Regions from separate parts of the Homo sapiens genome. Here region 2 is linked to region 1. The links are chromatin loops, found by intact Hi-C in ENCODE. Cell type or tissue: PC-3. All regions are shown on one strand. Each heading gives the region's core, and the rest is flanking DNA. Links, peaks and the distances in the headings are about the cores only.

What was found. A loop is a pair of places that touch in the nucleus more often than their neighbours do. Peaks named below come from ENCODE experiments on the same cell type or tissue, not always from the same donor. Only the 100,000 strongest peaks of a DNase experiment are listed, where the experiment ranks them.
Region 2: a loop joins it to region 1, with 6 times the contacts of the local background. A loop is called at or near these places in 4 of 110 quality-filtered maps.

The regions. Positions count from the first base shown.
Region 1 is chr11:31,864,931-31,875,812 of GRCh38, forward strand. All of the region lies in intron 1 of PAX6-AS1 (PAX6 antisense RNA 1), which reads left to right. Among named protein-coding and RNA genes, the nearest start is that of PAUPAR, 44 kb to the left of the region's middle. RefSeq lists a silencer at 6,053-6,182 and an enhancer at 9,118-10,882. In PC-3, for the core only: CTCF peaks have their summits at 6,336 (motif pointing left) and 6,536; DNase peaks (open chromatin) are centred at 6,311 and 7,331; H3K27ac peaks cover 539 bases.
Region 2 is chr11:31,807,315-31,815,314 of GRCh38, forward strand. It overlaps PAX6 (paired box 6), which reads right to left and starts at 4,008. Exons shown (of 14, transcript NM_001368894.2): 1 at 3,801-4,008; 2 at 3,514-3,701. RefSeq lists enhancers at 3,574-4,143, 3,846-3,903, 5,251-6,219, a promoter at 3,791-4,200 and a silencer at 7,063-7,317. In PC-3, for the core only: no CTCF peak of the experiment used is centred there; DNase peaks (open chromatin) are centred at 3,977 and 4,797; H3K4me3 peaks cover 6,962 bases; H3K27ac peaks cover 3,758 bases.

The DNA.
Region 1 (10,882 bases), core at 1,768-9,767:
TGGAGACCAGCCTGGGCACCATAGCAAGACCCTGTCCCTACAAAAAATTTAAAAATTAGCTGGGCATGGTGGTGTGTGTCTGTAGTCCTACTACTTGGGAAGCTGAAGAGGGAGGATCACTTGAGCTCAGGATAGGAGTTCCAGGCTGCAGTGAGCTGTGATGGTGCCACTAAACTCTAGCCTGGGCAACAGAGGGAGACCCTGTCTCATGCATATGTGTGCGTGTGTGTATAGTTAATCACAGATAATCAATCCATATATCAGATATTTTCTGATATGGATAAGAGCTACAAAAAAGCTTTGATAAGATAAAATGGTGGAAGTGAGTGGAGCTGAGTGGGGTCAGATGGTGGTCCCAAAAGGCCTCTCTGAAGAGATGAGGGAGTCTGAGGCTTGACCCTAACCAGGAGAAAATGGCAGGTGTTGGGTAGCTAGGGAAAGCATTTGCAGGCTCAGTGTGCCCTCTAGATAGTGAGGAGGCCAGCATGGCTGCAGAGTGGTGAGGGAGGGGACAGTGGTGGAGAAGGGACTGGAGAATAGCTAGGGCCTGGAGGCTGGGGAAGGAATTTCAGGGTTTATTCTAAGGATGCAGGCTATTGTGGAGGGTCTTGGGGCAGGAGTGACATGATATAATTTGTGTGTTTAAAAAGAAACCATTCTGGCAGCTGTGAGGCAGTAAGCCCTGGGGCTCAGGCATGGAGCTGGAAGATCAGCAAGGGGCTGTTTTGGTGGCTCAGGGTGGGCCTGGAAGGATGTAACTAGGTGGATGTAACTAGGTGAGGCTAAGGGGAGCACGCCACAGGGTGGGGACCCAGAGCATGAGCATTGAGGACAGGAGCCAGCAGGGTGTGTGGGGAAACTGAGGCCACCAGTCAGATAGGGGTGGCAGGGGGCGAGAAGAGAAGGCAACAGGCGAAGATGGGCAGTGCCCTCTTGTTGTTTGGGGAAGGAGCTCACGTGGGAATTTAACGTGAGTGGCTGATGCCCAGAGATCTCCATAGGAAAGTGGTCAGGCCTTCACAGAGGGTCTTTCTTGCTGAGAAAAAAAGTCCAGCTGGCCTGTAGAATGAGGGAGGTGTGCACAGGAAGCAGGCGCTGACATGCCATCAGCCCCTCTGCGTGACAGGTGCTGGAATTCAGAGCACACTAATGTGGTCACAGCCCTCCCGGGTCTGGCTCATCAGCCTCTTCCTTTCACAGAGGAGCACACCCAAGTCCGGGGAGGTTTTCAAAAGCAGCCCAGCCAGGAAGAAGCCATGCCAGGGTGAAACCGAGGTCTTTCTGACTCCAGGTCGGTCGGGCTTCCTAACCAGGGCACCACAGTCTCCATGCTGACCAGACTGTTTTCCTGCCTGCTGCTATTTTCCTGACACTTTCTTCCCTTTCCAACACTCTCTTCTCTTTCCTCTTCACCGTGTTCCTACCTAGCCAATGACTACTACTATATATATATACTATATATATAGTTTAAAGTGTATATATATATACACTATATATATACAGTTTAAAGTGACTGGGATCTTCAATCTTAAATCCAACCACAAAAACAAAAAAGGAGGTGTTTGTCCTTGGAGTACATCTCTCCCCCTGGCAGGGGAGAGGCCTTGTGCACACATCCACTGGACTTCACACACGTGAGCTGAGCTCATGAACGTTCCCTAGACTGTCAGGGCTCTCTATTTTGGAAGGAGGTTGAGGAATTTGCCCAAAGTCACCCAGCTGATGGGTGGAAATTATTCTCAGTCTCGACAACTCTTGTGCTTTTTGGATTTTCCCAGCAGCCCATGCTGCTCTGAGCCATTTCTCAAGATGTCTCCTTTTCCCTCGTGTTGCCTGTAACACTGGTGACATAAACCTCACCCTTCTTGCCTTACTCCCATCTGAGTAGTGTCTCAGTGATGTGTGCCTCTATCCTTCCTGTCCCTCCAGCCTGAGTGTGGAAAATTTTTGTGACTCCCAATGCCTTTCTACCCCCTGCATCTTCTTGCCCTCAGCTTCTCTGACATGTTCAAGAACAAACCTTTGGCCTCCATACCTGTGCCTTGGAGAACAGATCTATAGCATTAAAAATAAACACGTGGACAAACAAACTGTTCCATTGTATGCTGCTGTGTTACAAATGGCCCCTGAGTTGTGTGAAATAATAGCCATGTTTTTAGGCTCATAGTTTCTCTGGGGCAAGAGTCTGGACAGAGTACAGTGAGGAGGACTCACCTCTGCTTCATGATTATCTGGGGCCTCAGCAGGGAAGACTTGAATGGCTGCAGGTAACTCAAGTGGTTGGGGACTAAAATCATTCTTCATTCACATGTCTGGCACCTGACTGGGCCTAGCTGGGACTGTTGACCAGAGTGGCTTACGTGTGGCCACTCCACGTGGCTTGGGCTTCCTCACAACATGGTCGCAGCTAGTCAGACTTCTTACTGCAGACTTGAGGTTTCAAAAGTCCATGTTCAGCCAGGCGCAGTGACTCACACCTGTAATCCCAGTACTTTGGGAGGCCGAAGTGGGCAGATCACCTTAGGTCAGGAGTTAGAGACCGCCTGGCCAACATGGTGAAACCCCATCTCTACTAAAAATACAAAAATTAGCCAGGTATGGGGGTGCGTGCCTGTAGTCCCAGCTACTCAGGAGGCTGGGGCAGGAGAATCACTTGAACCACGTAGGCGGAGGCTGCAGTAAGCCAAGATCACACCACTGCAGTTCAGCCCCGGGTGGCAGAGCAAGATTCCGACTAAAAAAAAAGTCCATGTGTCCATGTTCCAGAGAGCAAGATGGGAACTGCATGATCTTTTGTGACTTAGACACACTGTCATTTCTGACATACTCTATTGTTCAAGACAGTCATTCAGGTTTAGGTAGAAGTGACATAGACTCCACATTTCAATAGAAGGAATGTCAAAGAATTTGTGGCTGTTTTGAAACTGGCATGCAAATAAATAAACATTTTGTAAGGCAAAACCGAACAAGCCCCCTGTTATAATTTTTAACTCATCAGAAAAGTCTCCAAAGTCTAAAACAGCAGTTCCTAACCTTTTCCACACAAAGTTCTTTCCAATTTAAAACACAACAAAAATCTCCCAAAGAAATAGTTATTGTTTTTTTTTAGAAAAACACACACTCATGACAAATAATTCAATACAGCTAAACACAAAGAATTAAGCCTAGTCCAAATAATGTAAAATATTCCTAAAACCTCATAGTCTAGAGATAACTGATTGTTAATTTTTGAAGAATATCCTTTAAGATATTTCTGTATGCATTTACACACATAAATGTATGAATCGTTTTACATAAATAGGATCATCATATTGAGTTTTTCTGAAATACGTTCTCCTTTTTACACTCAATAACACGCTACAGCCATTTTTCCATTTCTTTTTTTTCTTTTCTTTTTCTTTCTCTTTTTTTTTTTTTTTTTTTTTGAGACGGAGTCTCACCCTGTCACCCAGGCTAGAGTGTAGTGGCGCAATTTCGGCTCACTGCGAACTCTGCCTCCTCAAGTGATTCACCTGCCTCAGCCTCCCGAGCAGCTGGGATTTACATGCACCCGCCACTGCGCCCAGCTAATTTTTGTATTTTTAGTAGAGATGGGGTTTCACGATGTTGTCCAGGCTGGTCTCAAATTCCTGACCTCATGATTCACCGGCCTCAGCCTCCCAAAGTGCTGAGATTACAGGCATGATCCACCACACCTAGCCCATTTTTTCATTTCAATAGTCACAGCAGAAGACTATTGGTTTCTCACACAGCAGATATTGTCCCTTCTTTTTCTTTTTCTTTCTTTCTTTCTTTCTTTTTTTTTGAGGCAGGGTCTTGTTCTATTGCCCAGGCCAAATATCCTCCCACTTCAGCCTCCCAAATATCTGGGACCACAAGCCTGTTCCACCATGCCCAGCTAATTTTTACTTTTTTTTTTTTTTTGTAGAGACGGGGTTTGATTGTGCTGCCCAGGCTGGTCTCAAATTCCTTGGCTCAAGCGATCCTTCTGTCTTGGCCTCCGTACATGCTGGGATTACAGGAGTGAGCCACTGCACCAGCCTGTCCCTTTCTACCTTCCTAACAAAAACCCTGTTTTAATTCAGGCATCCATTCTCCTTTGAGAGGCAACATGTTTCCAGGAAAGCAGACACTATTTCTAATTTCTAGTGTAAAAGACAATTGGGCTTAGCTAAAATAGCAGTCCGTTCCCCTGGCCAGTGACTGAGGTAATGACAGAATGTGACATAATTCTGGCTAAAGCGATGGCAAGACTGATGGCAGGTTTGGGAAAATGGGATCCTTGGTGATACAAAGGAATAATTAGGAACAGCCTCACTTCTATTCGGTTGGTGCAGAAGTAATTGCAGTTTTGCCATTAAAAACCACAATTACTTTTGCACCTATCAAATACCACATATTGTCATTCCTGCACATAATGGTTGGAACTACAGCAGTTTCAGATATTGTTGTTTTTTTTTTAAAGATAAGAAATGACTTATTGTTTAATTTGAATTGATTGAGCTGCATTTTTCTGTTGCTTATAGCCCAAAGTATTCTAACTGATGAATGTCACACATAAAATTATACAAAATTACTTTGAACAGTTCCCTATTTTATTGTATGGATATGCCATCACTAACTCTGTAAAATTCCCAGTTGCTTGACATTTAGGCTATTTCTTTCTTTTTATTTTTTGCTATAATAAACAACAGTGATGTACTTTGACTAATTCAATTTTCAGGCAGTACTTGGTGTGTCTATATAACCTCCACCCTCTGACAATAATTAGTTTCTAAGCCATAAGATTGGTCCCACTGAGGCACAGCTTCTTAAATCTGACTGTTGGGTCTGAGATGAAAGCTTGCAGCCTCCAATTATCTCCATTTTTCCCCCTTCCTCCAGTATAAAGAGCATGGGCTTTAGAAGCAGACAGAAATGGTTAGAAATCCTCTGTCACTTCCTAGCTGCACAGTGTCATCAGTTTCCATTTCCCTGCTCTATAAAATGAGAACAGAAATACCTACCTTTGTTGTCAGGACTAAATGAGATGATGTATAATAAGCATCCAGTCTGATGCCTGATACACAGTAAGTGCTGAAATGGTCATTATTTTATATTTTATTATTTATCATTTGGAAGAATATGTGTGTGGAATAACACGAATAGGAGCTATTACCCTTAAGAAGTGTCTGTGGAATGCTGTTTGCTTTCTTTCCAGAGTGGCAAGACTTCTTGCTATTTTTTTAACTTTTTATTTTGAAATTACTTTAGATTTATAGAAGAGATGTAAAGATAGCACAGAGAGGCTGGGCGAGGTGACTCACACTTGTAATCCCAGCACTTTGGGAGGCCAAGGCAGGCGGATCACTTGAGGTCAGGAGTTAGAGACCAGCATGACCAACATGGTGAGACCCCTGTCTCTACTAAAACACAAAATCAGCTGGATGTGGTGGCGCGTGCCTGTAGTCCCAGCTACTGGGGAGGCTGAGGTGGGAGGATCACATGAACCCAGGAGGTAGAGGTTGCAGTGAGCCAAGATTTCACCACTGCACTCTAGCCTGGGTGACAGAGTGAGATCCTGTTTCAAAAAAAAAAAAAAAAAAAAAAGTTCCTATATAACTTTTACTCAGCTTTCCCTAATGTTGACATCATCTTTGGTACATTTATCAAAACTAACACGTTAACATTGGTAATATTATTAACTAAACTACAAACTTTATTTGCATTTAACCAGCTTTTACACTAATGTCCCTTTTCTATCCTAGGACACAATCCAGGATACCATGTCGCCTTCGGGCCAGCTGGTTTTTAACGGACTTACAGCCCTTTCCTTGGAGGGCTGAGTTGCACACTTCTGCTGGAAAATTAGCCAGAGCTAACATTGATTGGGTGCTTAATGATTAGCCCTTCTCATAACCCTATGTATTCCATTCCTGCCCTCATTTTACAGATGGGGAAACAGAGACTCAGAGAAGTAGGAGGCTTGATCAAGGTCACTCAGAGGCAGAGCAGACACCGATGAGGCAGCCTGGTTCCTGCTTAGTTGCCTTTCCCAGAGGAGGATCCCCCCTGGCCCTCTCCCCAGAGCCTGTCCTCCCTGTGTGGCCAGGAGGAGAGAGGAGGTCCTGCAGCAGGGACAGCCTTGCCTGTGGGCAGAGCTAACTCTGGCTAAAACTGAGCACTTTCTGCCCACCGGGCCGGGCTCTGAATTACCTCCTCGCTGCCTGGGCAAGGGCCCGCCACGCCCCTTTCTCCCACTCCCTTCCCTGTCAACTCTCGGTCTCAAGGAAGCTGCTGCTGTCAATCCTATCCCTGTGCGTTTGGCCACAATGCAAAGGCGCCTCCTGGTGTTTGCATTTGAATAGAGACCCAAGCCCGAAGTCAAACAATGAGGCTCGTGGTGGGAGTGGGAGAGATTTGGGGTAGAGCGCATTCTTGCAGCCCCTTCTGCGCCTCCGTGAAGGCAGTTCTCTTCTCCACTTTCTCAGAAGTCTTATTTCTCCACTTGCTGGGGCTACCCCTGCTCCTGGGGACAGGAAGGGGATTGCGTTTCAGCCAGGGCCCCATCTGCACAGCCTGGGGTCTTCTGGCTTCTTCATCCAGGAGCGCTGTCCACTGCCAAGTGGGAAGAAGGCAGCCAGAACTAAAGCTTGCTCCCTGTGATCCCTGTGCCATCACCACCGCTATCTCCTAGGTGGCTTCTAATGACAGCTTTCACATAGGAACACCTTCTGTGTGCCTGGCAGCTATAGGTACATGGATCACTTTATGTGATAAGGAAATGGGGGCTCTGAGCTACTTAGCTGGTAAACGGCAGAGCATGGCCTCAAACTTTGGCCTGGCAGGCTCCAAAGTCCCCAGTCCTTCCAGTATACCAAATACCGTCATGATTGTTTTGGAAACAGGGCCCTTGCCAAAACCAGCCTCAAGTTCCTGGTGCCAGGAGGGCCCCACACCTTTCTGGGCTAGGCAGTGTGTGGGTCCCGCCTCCGGAAGACCAGGCTGGTGATAAAGCCCCTTTCTAAGGCACCCAAAGGGGGCTTTTTGCTGAGCAGGCAGGTGTGCCATGGTAAGGGCCCACATCCTGTCAGGGATGGGGTATTTCCTGATTCAGGTGACACAGCTTAAAGAAGGCTGATAATGAACTGCATCTCTATTTATCCAGGCAAACTTGGCCTAGCTGAGGTGTTAACTGGGCCATGGAACAGCTTTAATCCTTTTGTTTACATTGAGATGGTTCAGTGAAACTAGTACTGTCTTAAGCTACAACTGCATTTCATCTTCAGGTCTGCTCTCAGGACTGACACAGAGACCAGCTTTGGGTGGAAATAATCATAACATTCAGAGCTGCAACCTGGGGTGATTCATCTCAGAGTCACCAACAAGATCGCATGCTTTTTGGTTATCATGAGTGGCTTCAGGGCGCTGGCTGGGCACTGGCAGTTTCCACTAACGAGGACAAATAAGAACAGTAAACAGGTGTTGAGTTATTACTATCCACCAAACACTTAATGTGTATGAACTTAATTGATCCTTTTAACAACAGCAAAGTAGGTGTCATTATTATCTCTATTTTTTAGGTGAAGAAACTGAGGTACAGAGAGCTTAAGAACCTTGTGATGGGCTTCAGGACATTGCTGCCCCCAAATATGGCACCTTGATATATTGAATGTTTCAAGCTGAAGGAACTTGAGAAAATGGCAGATGCAGTTAAGTTCACACAACCCTTAAGTTGCAGAAGAGGGAGTTGAACCCAGGCAGTGTGGTTCCAGAGTCCGGGCATATAATCATTACTCTGTGTGCAGATAAATAGCATAGGCAGAGGTCTGGAGGGACATAGACCAAAGGCTGCATGCTGGCTGTCTACAGGTGATTTCTTTTCTTTTCTATTTATTTGTCTTCCCTTATTTTTGACAAGTTTTGAGGGGAGCAAAACGTTAAGATTTACACTAGACAAAAGGACAGGTCGTTAGTGGGTGTGAGTTGCATGGGACAATGTACTGGGCTCCCTCCTGGGGGTGTCCACAGAAAGCCAGTTTGGAAAGACACTATGACACAGGTGGACAGAAGGCAGACAAAATCACTGATACAAAATGAAGGGTTTGCTTATTAACTCATTCACGTATTGATTCAATTATTCACTCATTGCTTCAAAAAAGCATGGAGAGCCTACTCTGTTTAAGCATTGTAGTGGGTGCTGGGGATAATTATGTGTAAGACAAGATCCCTACCTTCTAGGGGTTCATAGTCTGGAGGCGGAGGTGAGGGGAAGCTACTTTCAACTAAGCACCTAGTAACTTGTTAAGACATAAAGTAATTTGCAAGTCTGATTCTTCCACAAGGTTTTGAATCCTTGAGGGCAGGGACTGGTACAATACTGGTATAGCCACATATTTCAACCATTGATGCATTCCATGCATGTATTCATGCACTTTTACATTACCACTTGGTGATTGAACATACATAGGGTGTACAGTGAAGGAACAGCCCACGTGATTGTTTCTCCAGGTTGAAGGAGGGAGAGAAGAGGGTGGTTGGAAAAATCTCCATAGAGATTTGAGCAGAGGCTTAAGAACTGAGAAAGTTTGCCAGGTGCAGTGGCTCATGCCTGTAATCCCAGCACTTTGGGAGGCTGAGGCAGGCAGATCACCTGAGGTCAGGAGGTCGAGACCAACCTGGCCAACATGGTGAAACCCTATCTCTACTAAAAATACAAAAATTAGCCAGACATGATGGTGGGAGCCTGTAATCCCAGGTACTCGGGAGGCTGAGGCAGGAGAATCGCTTGAACCTGGGAGGTGGAGTTTGCAGTAAGCCGAGATCATGCCACTGCACTCCAGCCAACAGAGTGAGACTCTCTCTAAAAAAAAAAAAAAAAAAGAACAGAGAAAGTTTTCACCCAGTGGGGAAGGTACTTCCAGGGAAAGGGAATAGCATAGGAAAAATCACAGTGGTATAAGGCTGACTGGTGCATTTGAAGAACTGTCAATAATTAAGTCCCAGGAGCTAGGACTTAAATGTAGGTAAGTTATAAGGACAGAGAACCAAAGCAGAGAGTAAGGGGTATATGTGCAGATGGAGCCTAGGGGATAAGGAAGCCTCCTCCTTTTCCTCCTTCTCTTCTGTTTAATAAGCCCTCCCCCTACTCTTTTGGAAAGGAGTGAAAGGGTAGGAAACTACATCTTTAAGCATCTATACATGCCAAGCCCTGTAGCATGTATAGGAAACTACATCTTTAAGCACCTATACATACCAAGCCCTTTAATCCTTACTTTGGCACAATTCACCAGCCCCATTTTCCAGGTGAGGAAACTGAAGCTCAGAATGGTGAAGTGACTTACTCACACAGTCAGTAAGTGGCAGAAAAAAGGTTTGGATTGAAGTGCATCCGATTCCAAAAGCGGCACTCTTTGTACTGGGCCAGACAGAACAACTGAAAGTGGAATCACGCTTTTATCTCTGCAAAATGCTTTCATGTACCTAGGCTCATTTGATTCTTACCATGATATTGAGTAGCAATTGGTCAAGTATCATAATTTCCATTTTTTTCAGTAGGAAAACTGAGTCACACAGAGGTTCATTTTGAGTGATTTGAGAATTTCAGAATTAAATACATCCAAAGTACCAACAAGAGGACCCAGCTGAAAAACTATACATGAAATGAAGATCAGCCCTGAGATGGTTTCTCAGTGCAAAGGGGCAGCTGAGGACATGACACATGTGCACATGAGAACCTTGTGTGCATGTGGAGGTTTGCAGCTGGAACAGCCGGAGGGGCCAATCCAAGTGGCTGAGCTAATCCTTTCCTCTGCCTTCTGCCTGCTTCCCCTGTCACCTTAGGGGCCCCTCCTGAGGGGACATCTGTGAATTCTCCATGGAATCCCTCATTTAGCTCCCAAGACCCAGCGCAAGCCTGGGTGCAGAATGTTGGTGCAATTTTGACAAGATGCTCACAGAGGTTCAGTGACTAGTTTTAATTAGGCCATCTTTGTTTACGTTTGATGTTTATCAGCTAATTGGCATGGCAAGGTGTGAGTCACACAGCTTTCCCCTGGCATGGAATCAGTTGTCAGAGAAAAAGCCAGGAGAACAAATGATCCCAATTATGAGAGAACCCACCGGGCTAATTATCGTCCCACTAAGGACGGAACCTTCCCCCTCCTGCTGCTCCTGCTACTGCTGTAGCTGCACCAAGTGCCCTGGGATCTCTACACCCCTTCCTCCAGCCCCAGAAACCCAGAAACCAGGATCTGGGCCCCCAGCTGGCTGCCTGGAGATTTATTCTCTCAAATTCAAAACTTGCATGTTCCTCTAGCTCAGACACACCAGGGCAACATTCTTCCTTTAGTTCAAGATCATTTTCCTCTTTAGCCCCTTCCATAAATGATTGCTCATGTATGTTGGACTTTTCCTGTGTGCAAGGCACTGTTGGAAATACCTGATAATTATTTTCCCCAATAACGTACAGTCAGGTCGCATTATTATCTCCATTTTACAAATGAGGAAACTGAGTTGTGCAGATCTTAAATAACTTGTTTGAGGGCAAGCAATAGGGCTGGGATTTGAGTGACATGATCTATCACCATGGCACCTGCTCTTGACCATCAAATGACTCTTGGATGCTCAGAAAGCCCTAAAAATCAACCAATTAGGATTCTTCAGGTGGATTTCTGGGTCCACTCTCCCTCTAATTATGTAGGTACAATCGCCTTCTAGAACAGTGCTGTCCAGAACTTTCTGCAATGATAGAAATGTTACACTGTCCTGCCCAATGCAGTAGGCAGCCACTAACCACATGTGAAATGTGGCAAGTGGGATGGAGGGACTAAATTTTTCATTTCATTTTATTTTAATTTATCTTAATTTTAATTGAAAGAGTCGCATATGGCTAGCGGTTACC
Region 2 (8,000 bases), core at 1-8,000, 59 kb before region 1:
GAACCTTGGAACTTCCTGGTGCCGGAGAGCATAGGCTGGAGCAGTTTGGGAGGGCTGCAGGGCCACACTCCCTCCTTCCTTAAGGAACTTCACAAGACCCCCAGAACCCAACACTCTGCTTACCCTTTATCTTCTACTCCTCTCCCTACACCAAAAAAACTTCCCAATGGCCCCCTCTCCATCTACCTCCCAGCTTTCTGGGACTTTGAAAGGGGCAAGCCCAACTTTTTATCCCAAACCTCACTTATTGTGATTAACTTCTCTTTTGGCGTTTAGATCTTCACCCCTTTAACTGTACTGTGACACACCCTGTCTACCTCGCCTCACTGCTTTAAAAAGTACGAACAGGAGGGGGTGAGCGTGGTCGACAAAGCCGACAGACGGCAAACAATGGCTTCTATTCTCCAGCTTTCCTCGAACCCAAGGAGCAAAACCGAGTCTCCCTAACCAGCAACACAGCTTCCAACCAAATGTACCAACAACCCACCAACTCACAAAGGGAACAGAGGGACGCTTCTAGCTTCATAAGCCCTGACCCAGTGCAGGGGTCCCCGAGGCTGCTCCCGTACGAACACCTCCCTACCTTTCCCAAAGGAAAAAAAAAAAAAGTCTTTTGGGTGAGTGGAGAAAATAGAAAAGTAATTTCTTGTTGTAAATATCTGGAGGTAATTGTGTTACTGGTGTGAGTTGTTAGGGGCTGTAAAAAGATACAACGGCACCGTGGGGAGCTCAATTGGGAAGAGAGAGTTACAATAAAGAGCCCATTCAAGAGGTCTGCCCCCCAAAAAGAGGTAAAATAACAAAACAGTCACAGCATCATTTCTCTCTGTTTTTTTTTAAATGCATTATTTTTTCTGTTTTACCTATGGTGATTATTGATCTGCCTGCCTGCAAGCAAAGAATTTCAAGAAGCACATTTTACTCTACAAGGCCATTCCTGGTCTACTTTTTAACTACTTGGTAGACAGCTTAAATCCATAAAAATAAACCGAAAATGAGGACTTTTTCTCAGCATTGGGTAAATACTGGCCACAGCAGAGGGTTACTAGTTACCCTTATCTAGGTTGGCTCTCCAATGCTTCCTTCCTGTCTCTCAGTCCCGGCACCCATAGCCATGCCCTGGATAGGCAAAATCTCCAACTCTAATGCAAAATACCCCACCCCAACAAATGCAGGACCCTGAAGCTGCAAAGGAGTAGTAGGTGGGGAGATGGGGAATGGAATTCCCCTAGGAGGGGTAAAACTTCCAGAACTCCACTTTGTAACCCACGCTGTGCACAATCACAACAGAATGCTCCCATCCTGGCTTGTAACTTCTTGATACCATTTTTTTTTAAATTCAGTAGCTGAGCACAAAGAGGCCTCGTTGATTAGTTTTCGAAGCAGCTGGGAAGGTGGTAGTATTTCAAATTCCAGTTCTGCTCCATTCCCACTTCCCTCTCGCTAAGAAGCTATCTAATTACTTAAGTAAACGTGAACACTAAGTGCAGAAGCAACCCGGGAAGTGGGGCACATCGACACCCGGAAGCAGTCCTGTGCACCGGAGAGGTCAGACCCCCAACTGCAGCCTCAGCCCCCCAGCTCAGCCCGAGGCTCTGTACGGCCTCGCTGGGGCCATAGAACCACATCCTGAACGAAGGAGTCTCCAGACATTTTGGAGTCGCCCCAGCCTTGGACCACAAGAGAGTGGTCACTGCCCCCACCTCTCTGTCCCCAACACAAGCCTCAGTTTTCAAATGCTGTTCTTTTTTTAATTACTTAATTCTCAAATTCCATCCCCAAACTCTTTAACTGAGGTAAAGGGGAGAGCTCTCGGTCCTCCCGCCCCCAGCCAAAAGAGTAATTAGCAATTATGATGACAAAGTTTTACTCTCTAGGGCCAAATAAGATAACAACTAATCAAACTGCCTTCACGCTTTTGCAAAGGTCACTGGCTATAAAAAATGTAATGTCAACCGCAACAACTATTATTTCTCTTCAGTAAACTCGCCAGGCTCAAGCTCTTTGCCTTTCATTTCATTTTCTGCTCCCAGCCCCTTCTAAAACCTTCCCAAGTTCGAGTTAAACGTCCAGAATGGCTTAGGGAGCTTGGGAGAGTATAAGAAAAATAAAAAGGAAGAAAGAAAGAAACCACGTTCACTTTGTTTTTAAACTTTCTAGAAATCGCTCATGAATGAAGAGCCAGGTTTTAGCACTCGAAAAAGAAAGCATTTCCACTTGAAATTCAACTCCATTTCCCCCAATTACACTTGCTAAAATTCAGGGCTATTATGGCGCAGGGAGACTGAGAAAATCTGCACAAGGAAAGAGGCAACAACTTTATGAACTTTGAAAAGACACTTTTCCTCCTGGGATCTTAGAATCGAAAGCTCTCAAATTACTCCGACTAATTAGCCGGGAGAAGAAGTGATCAGACGAGGGGGAAGGCCAATGCTTTCATACAGATTTATTTTCAAGGCCTTACCAAGAAAAACATAAGGGGATTCGGAGTAAAACAAACAAAAAAGCAAACCAACTCTGCACCTCAAAACTTGCTGAAATCCCAACACCTGGTGAGACTGGATCAGAGGAAAACAAGGAAAAATACCCACCAAGCGCAGGGGGCCGGAGAACAGGGAAGAGCCCCAGCCTCCGCAAGGCAAGGGAGATGAGAGTCGGGGGAAGCCTGGGGAGCAGAGAGTTTTCAAGTTCCGAGCTCAGCGCTCCAGTGGAGTTGGGGGCAAGAGCCCGGGGGCTGGGTGGAAGCTGACAGTCCTCCCGCTCGGCTCTGAGCTCCCTCGGAGCGCGCGTTCCACCGCCTTGGCCTGGTGGCTTCCTTCCCGGCTCGCGCTAGCTCGCTCTTCCCTCTACCTCCAGCGTGCGGCTGCCTTGCCGACTGACTCCACTCGGGCTGGTGGCGGGCGCGGTGCCCCCCTCGGCGCTCGAGTGCCGGCTGACTCTTCTGCGCCGGAGCCCAGTGCGGCACAAAGCCCGAGGGCCGGCGGGCGGGCGGAGACGCGGCGAGCAGGTTCCCTCGGCGCTCCCTCGGCGAGTCCTCGGAGCGCCCGCTCTCTGCGCGTTCGCTGGGCCTCGGGCTGGACAAAGCAGCCGGCAGCGGTTGCTCTCTGCGGCCGTTCCAGGGCCTTGGGCACCACAGAGCCTCTTCGTCTTTTCCCGCGGGTCGGGAGCATTGGGCGACGCTGGGGCTAGGAGCCGCGGCTGCTGTCGCGCCTGGAGTCTCCCTTCTTCCCGCGAGCTCAGCCCGCGCTGGCGCTGGCGCTGGCGCTGGGGCTGAGCTGGCCGCCCGCCCCGAGCCCTGCGCCGCTCCCGCTCGCCGGCAGTCGCCCTCCGACGCGGGCTTTCGCTGGAAGTAGAAAGTTTGGGCTCCTGCGTGGAAACTTCTCCGGCCCAACTCTCCCGGCGTAGCAGTGGGGGAGGGGACCGGCGAGAGGGGAGGAAGGAAGGGGGGAGGAAGGGGGAGACCTGTCTGAATATTGCAATAAAAATAAAGCGAGAAGAAAGAAGCGGACTCACCTTTATGAGGCATCCTTTCTGGTTGTCACAGCTTCTGTCAAGAGTTTTGTTTGGTTGGGGTTTTTTGTGCTGCTGTTGTTGCTTGAAGACCACAATGGTTTGAAATGACGGTGTTTTAAAGGAGTTGCTGGTGAGAGTTTTCTCCACGGATGTTGCTGGGTTGGTGTGTGAGAGCAATTCTCAGATTCCTGGGAAGGAGACAGAGATTGACAATAAAATGGGCTGTCAGCGGCTGGAGAGTGAGAGATAAAGAGTGTGGGTGAGGGAAGTGGCTGCAGCCAGCACACCTATGCTGATTGGTGATGGCTCAAGTGTGTTAATGTGTGTGTGCCGGCGCCCGGCCTCGCCTCCACCGCTCCTCACTGGCCCATTAGCGAAGCCTGACCTCTGTCATCATCCTCCAGCAAAACACTTCCTCCTGCGCCTGAACCAGAGCGGGAAATGAGGCCGAGCCACGGTTCCCTTTTCAAACCCACTAATCACTCCGCAACATGCAAATGCACCGCTCGCTCTCACACAAAATATTGCTTTATGCAAAGCAGCGCCGGGGCCTCGCGCCAGCCGATTGGATGCTCCCTCTCCCCGCCTGGTGCAATTGGTCCGTTTGTTTGAATATGAATACACTTGTTTTCGGCTCCGCCGGTGGGTCCCGGCTCCTCTCCCCGGCGCAGGGCCCCCGAGCCCGGGCTCTGGCGCTCGCCTGCATCTCCCCGCTCCGCGCACGCCGAGATTCGGCGCGGCCCGCCCTGCTGCCGCGAACTTGAGCGGTCAAGTGAAGGTTTCTGGGTTGGGGGTCGCGCCCCCACTCCCCCTAAGCTGGACTCGGGACTCCCAGTCCTCGGAGGGTGCAAGTTTCTGTGCTGTCCTTTCTTGCCAACTCCAGGACAGCGTGGCCTGCCGCCCCGCCCCCGCCCGCCCCCACCCCATCCCAGCCGGGGCCCCAAGACACAGAGCACAGCGGCGGCCGCACCCCAGCCCACCTGGCCCCTTGGAAGAAGAGGAAAGGGGCGGGAGCGTCACTGGGTCCTGGCAGCTCCATTCCAGCTGCGGAGGCCGCGGCGAAGCCTAGGCCGAGAGGAGGTTGCCGGGCCGAGAACTAAACGAGGCCAGAGGCCTCCCCAGCCCAAGCCTCCAGGGCCTGTCCAAATCCTCCACCCCGCTCTCCCCGCCCTTTCTTCTCTCCTTTCTCCTTTCGGAAGCCGCGGTGCGCAGCGGAGCAGAGGCACAGCTCTGGCTGGAGAGGCCCGAGTAAACACGCCACTTACTTTGTGTACAGAGGGTTCTTGTGAAAAGCCCTGAAGAGTCCTCACCAAACACTCACCAACTTCTCCCACGTGCCATTTGTTGACTAAGTGCGGCTGCTTTTCGCAGCGCCCGAGAGGAGGGGAAGCCAGGGGAGATAAGAGGGGAGGGGGAGTGGAAGCCTGGGTGGGGGGGCGGATGACCAATGCTGGGAGGGATTCTCTCTCTCTCTCTGTGTGTGTGTGTGTGTGTGTGTGTGTGTGTGTGTGTGTCCCACTGGCGATGTCGGTATGTCAGCGTGTGTCGTGTGTGCCACCGGTCATCTGTGTGTGGTGCGTGTGTCTCCGCACCACGACTCCCTCTCCTGGGTCTGCTCAGTCCACGGAGGCAGCTCCCCTTCAGCTGTTGCCAGAAAACCGGGGAGGAAAGTAAGTAAATGGCTTTTCTCTTCTGACCACACACCAGAAGTCCATTTGTTGAATGCCGCACGATTAGGACACACCTCAGTACACTCCAAAGGCGCCCCTCGGAGCCTGCAGTTAAGGTGACAGGAGAGCGAGCGGCTGCCTGGTCCTGCGCTGTCCCGAGCTCTCTCGGCGGCTTCGGGCCACGGAGCCGGGAAGGAGAAGGAAGGCCTGGGCTGCTGTACACACCCCAGGACAGGGCGAGGGGGAATAGGGCTGAAGAGCTGAGGCAGGGAGGCTGAAATGAAGCAGCCGAAGGGTACGCTAGACTCTTCTTGACTTAGGGAAAGTGCTGAAAGTCAGAGCTCATCAATAAAATCTGCGCGACCTGAACTCGCTGCTGACTGGCCGCGTCGCCGCAGCCCCTGGCAGCCGGGACAGTGAGGACGCTGCAAGCCGCCCTGGGCCGCCGGGCCACATGTGGGCCTCACCCTCTCGTTCCTGCCTGGGACCCAGCAGCCCTGCGACCAAGGAGCCCGGGCAGGGCTCCCGGGAAGCAAAGGCCTCCCCGGCCCTAGCCAGAGGTGGGGTCGCATAACCCTCTCCCCTCCCCGGGCTGGGGAGGGCTGCCGGCTCTAACCCTTCCCCGGGAGCTCGCAGCGCCGGGAGGAAACCTGGGTCAGAGGTGAAGGAGGTGGCGCCGGGTGTCCAGGTCCGCGGCCTCCTGGGCGAGGTTTCATTTCGCAGGAGCGCGACTTTCGGAGGATGCCGGCAAGTGGGGCCGCGGCCCTGAGTCCCAGACCAGCGAAAGTCGGCTTTCTCTTTCTCTCTCCTTTTACTTTCCAAGCGAGCATTAAAGAAGCTTGGACTCAAGACTCAAGTCCGCTGTGCATGAGCGAGGGACTTGCGGGGGGGCGGGGGGGGGGGAAGTGATTCTGTCCGAACTGGAGGCGAGTATCATTTTTACAACCTCTCAATTAGCGACCGAGTGGATTAGCACCTTCTTAAGCTTTGCCTCGGAAAGAAGCAGCCGTAATCTTGTTGCTATTTCCCCCCAGGGCACTGGCTCTTTGAATCAGCTCCTTCTCCCACCCCTCCAACCCCCATCTCGCTGCGGAGAAAAGTTTTAACAAAAAATCAGAAAAGGCAAGGAGCGAGGAGTGAATGCCACTGACGTCATTGGGTGGGGAAGGGGGCTCCGGGAAAGACTCCTGGAAACTCCTCCGCACAAACAAAAAACAAAAAGGACTTGGCTGCTTCCCATGTGTCAATATTTGGGGAGGGGAGTTCAACCCCAGAATGAGGCCGAGTTTTCAAAGTTTAAGGAGAGAGGGGTGAGAGTGAGATTTCCTCGTTCTCTCTGGACTGGTCTCAAGGAAGGTGGGGGTGCTGTTCTACCTCGTGGGGAGCCTCACTCCCTCTGCCAAGTACCGGCTCTGGGGGCGAAGCGGCCTAGGGGTGTGGGGGCCGAGACTGAGGTGCGGGCGCGGTTGCCAGAGGTGTGTACAAAACCGAGACAACTCGCAGGTCGCCATTTTAATTGCGGCTACCAACACGCCCGAGGCCCACTTGCTGCCCTCCAAGACGCGGGGGGGCGGCGGGGATTGCGCTTTAGGTTCTGTCTCCTTTCCCCGCCTCCCCACAGGCCCCTGTTCCCCCCTACCCTCCGCCCCCTGTGGCCAGAGGGAGGACCTCTCAGGCCGGCGGGTGCGTTCCCGCGGGGGCCGCCGGGGTCGTCCCACCCGGTAGCGGGGCTGTCTGCGTGGAGGGAGTCCCGCTGGGGGACCGTGGCTCGCCAGAGCCTGCCCAGAGCTTCTAGCCAGTATTGATGCGTCAACATGAGGTGAGGCAAGCATCTCACCCGCACCGATCCCTGGCATTCCCCTGTGCCCACCCCATCAGGCCTTCGGGGAGGCAAAGAAGTGCCCACTTCTGGGGGGAAGTGCCTCCAGCTCCCAGCTTCAGAACCAAGAGCCTCCCATCCGGAGTTCTGACAGTTCTGACACCTCCAAACTCTCTCTTTCCCCGGTCAAGCAGAGGCGCAGCGCCGGCGCGCTGGAAAGGGTGAAGACTGGCATTTTTTGGAGAAGGAAAGTCTTGGCAGACACCTGCGTCACTTTGTAGTGCCCCAAACGTCTCTCTTTTTGCAGACCCTGGGAAGGTGGGATCCCTTGTCCGCGGAGCTGGCAAACGGGTCCAGTGAGCCCTAAAGGCAAAGGCTCCCATCCCGGCCGCCCAGTCCCTGGTGCCTCCCCCACTTCCAGGCCTTTGTCCCTCTCCTTTCTCCAGCAACCTGCCGGTTCCCGCTAACCCGGCAGCCTCGCCGAGCCCAGAGCCTAGAAAAGCCAAGAAGATCCCAGAGCCGCCCCGTGGCACCTTCAGGCTGTGGCCACTGCTCGGCTTGGGGGGAAGCCGCGGTGCCCTCGCCCTTCCTCGCCTCCTGCCAAATGGCCAGTGCTAGGGGCTCCCTGGGTTCAGTCCTCAGTCCTCTTCCGTTCGCTCTGGGAGGCCAGCCTGTCTCTCTCTCTCTCTCTCTCTCTCTCTCTCTCTCTCTCTTTCTCTCTCTGTCTTCTCCCTGCCCACCCCCAAAATACCTTTAAAATAACATTGTCCAGTGGAGTCTCCCAGCAAAGGGATTCCTAGCAGCCCAGCGGGTCAGACTCCCAAGGCTTTGCCTCCCAGTCCCTCCATGCTGTTGTCCAGATAGGAGTTAGGTTTAAAACTCCTGACATGTAGGACAACTGAAATCAGCGGCACTCTCCGATTTTTGCAAATAGGGTTCCTAGAAAAGTTTGCTTTCCATTTCATCACCCTGTGACGATCCCCCCATCTCTCTTTTCC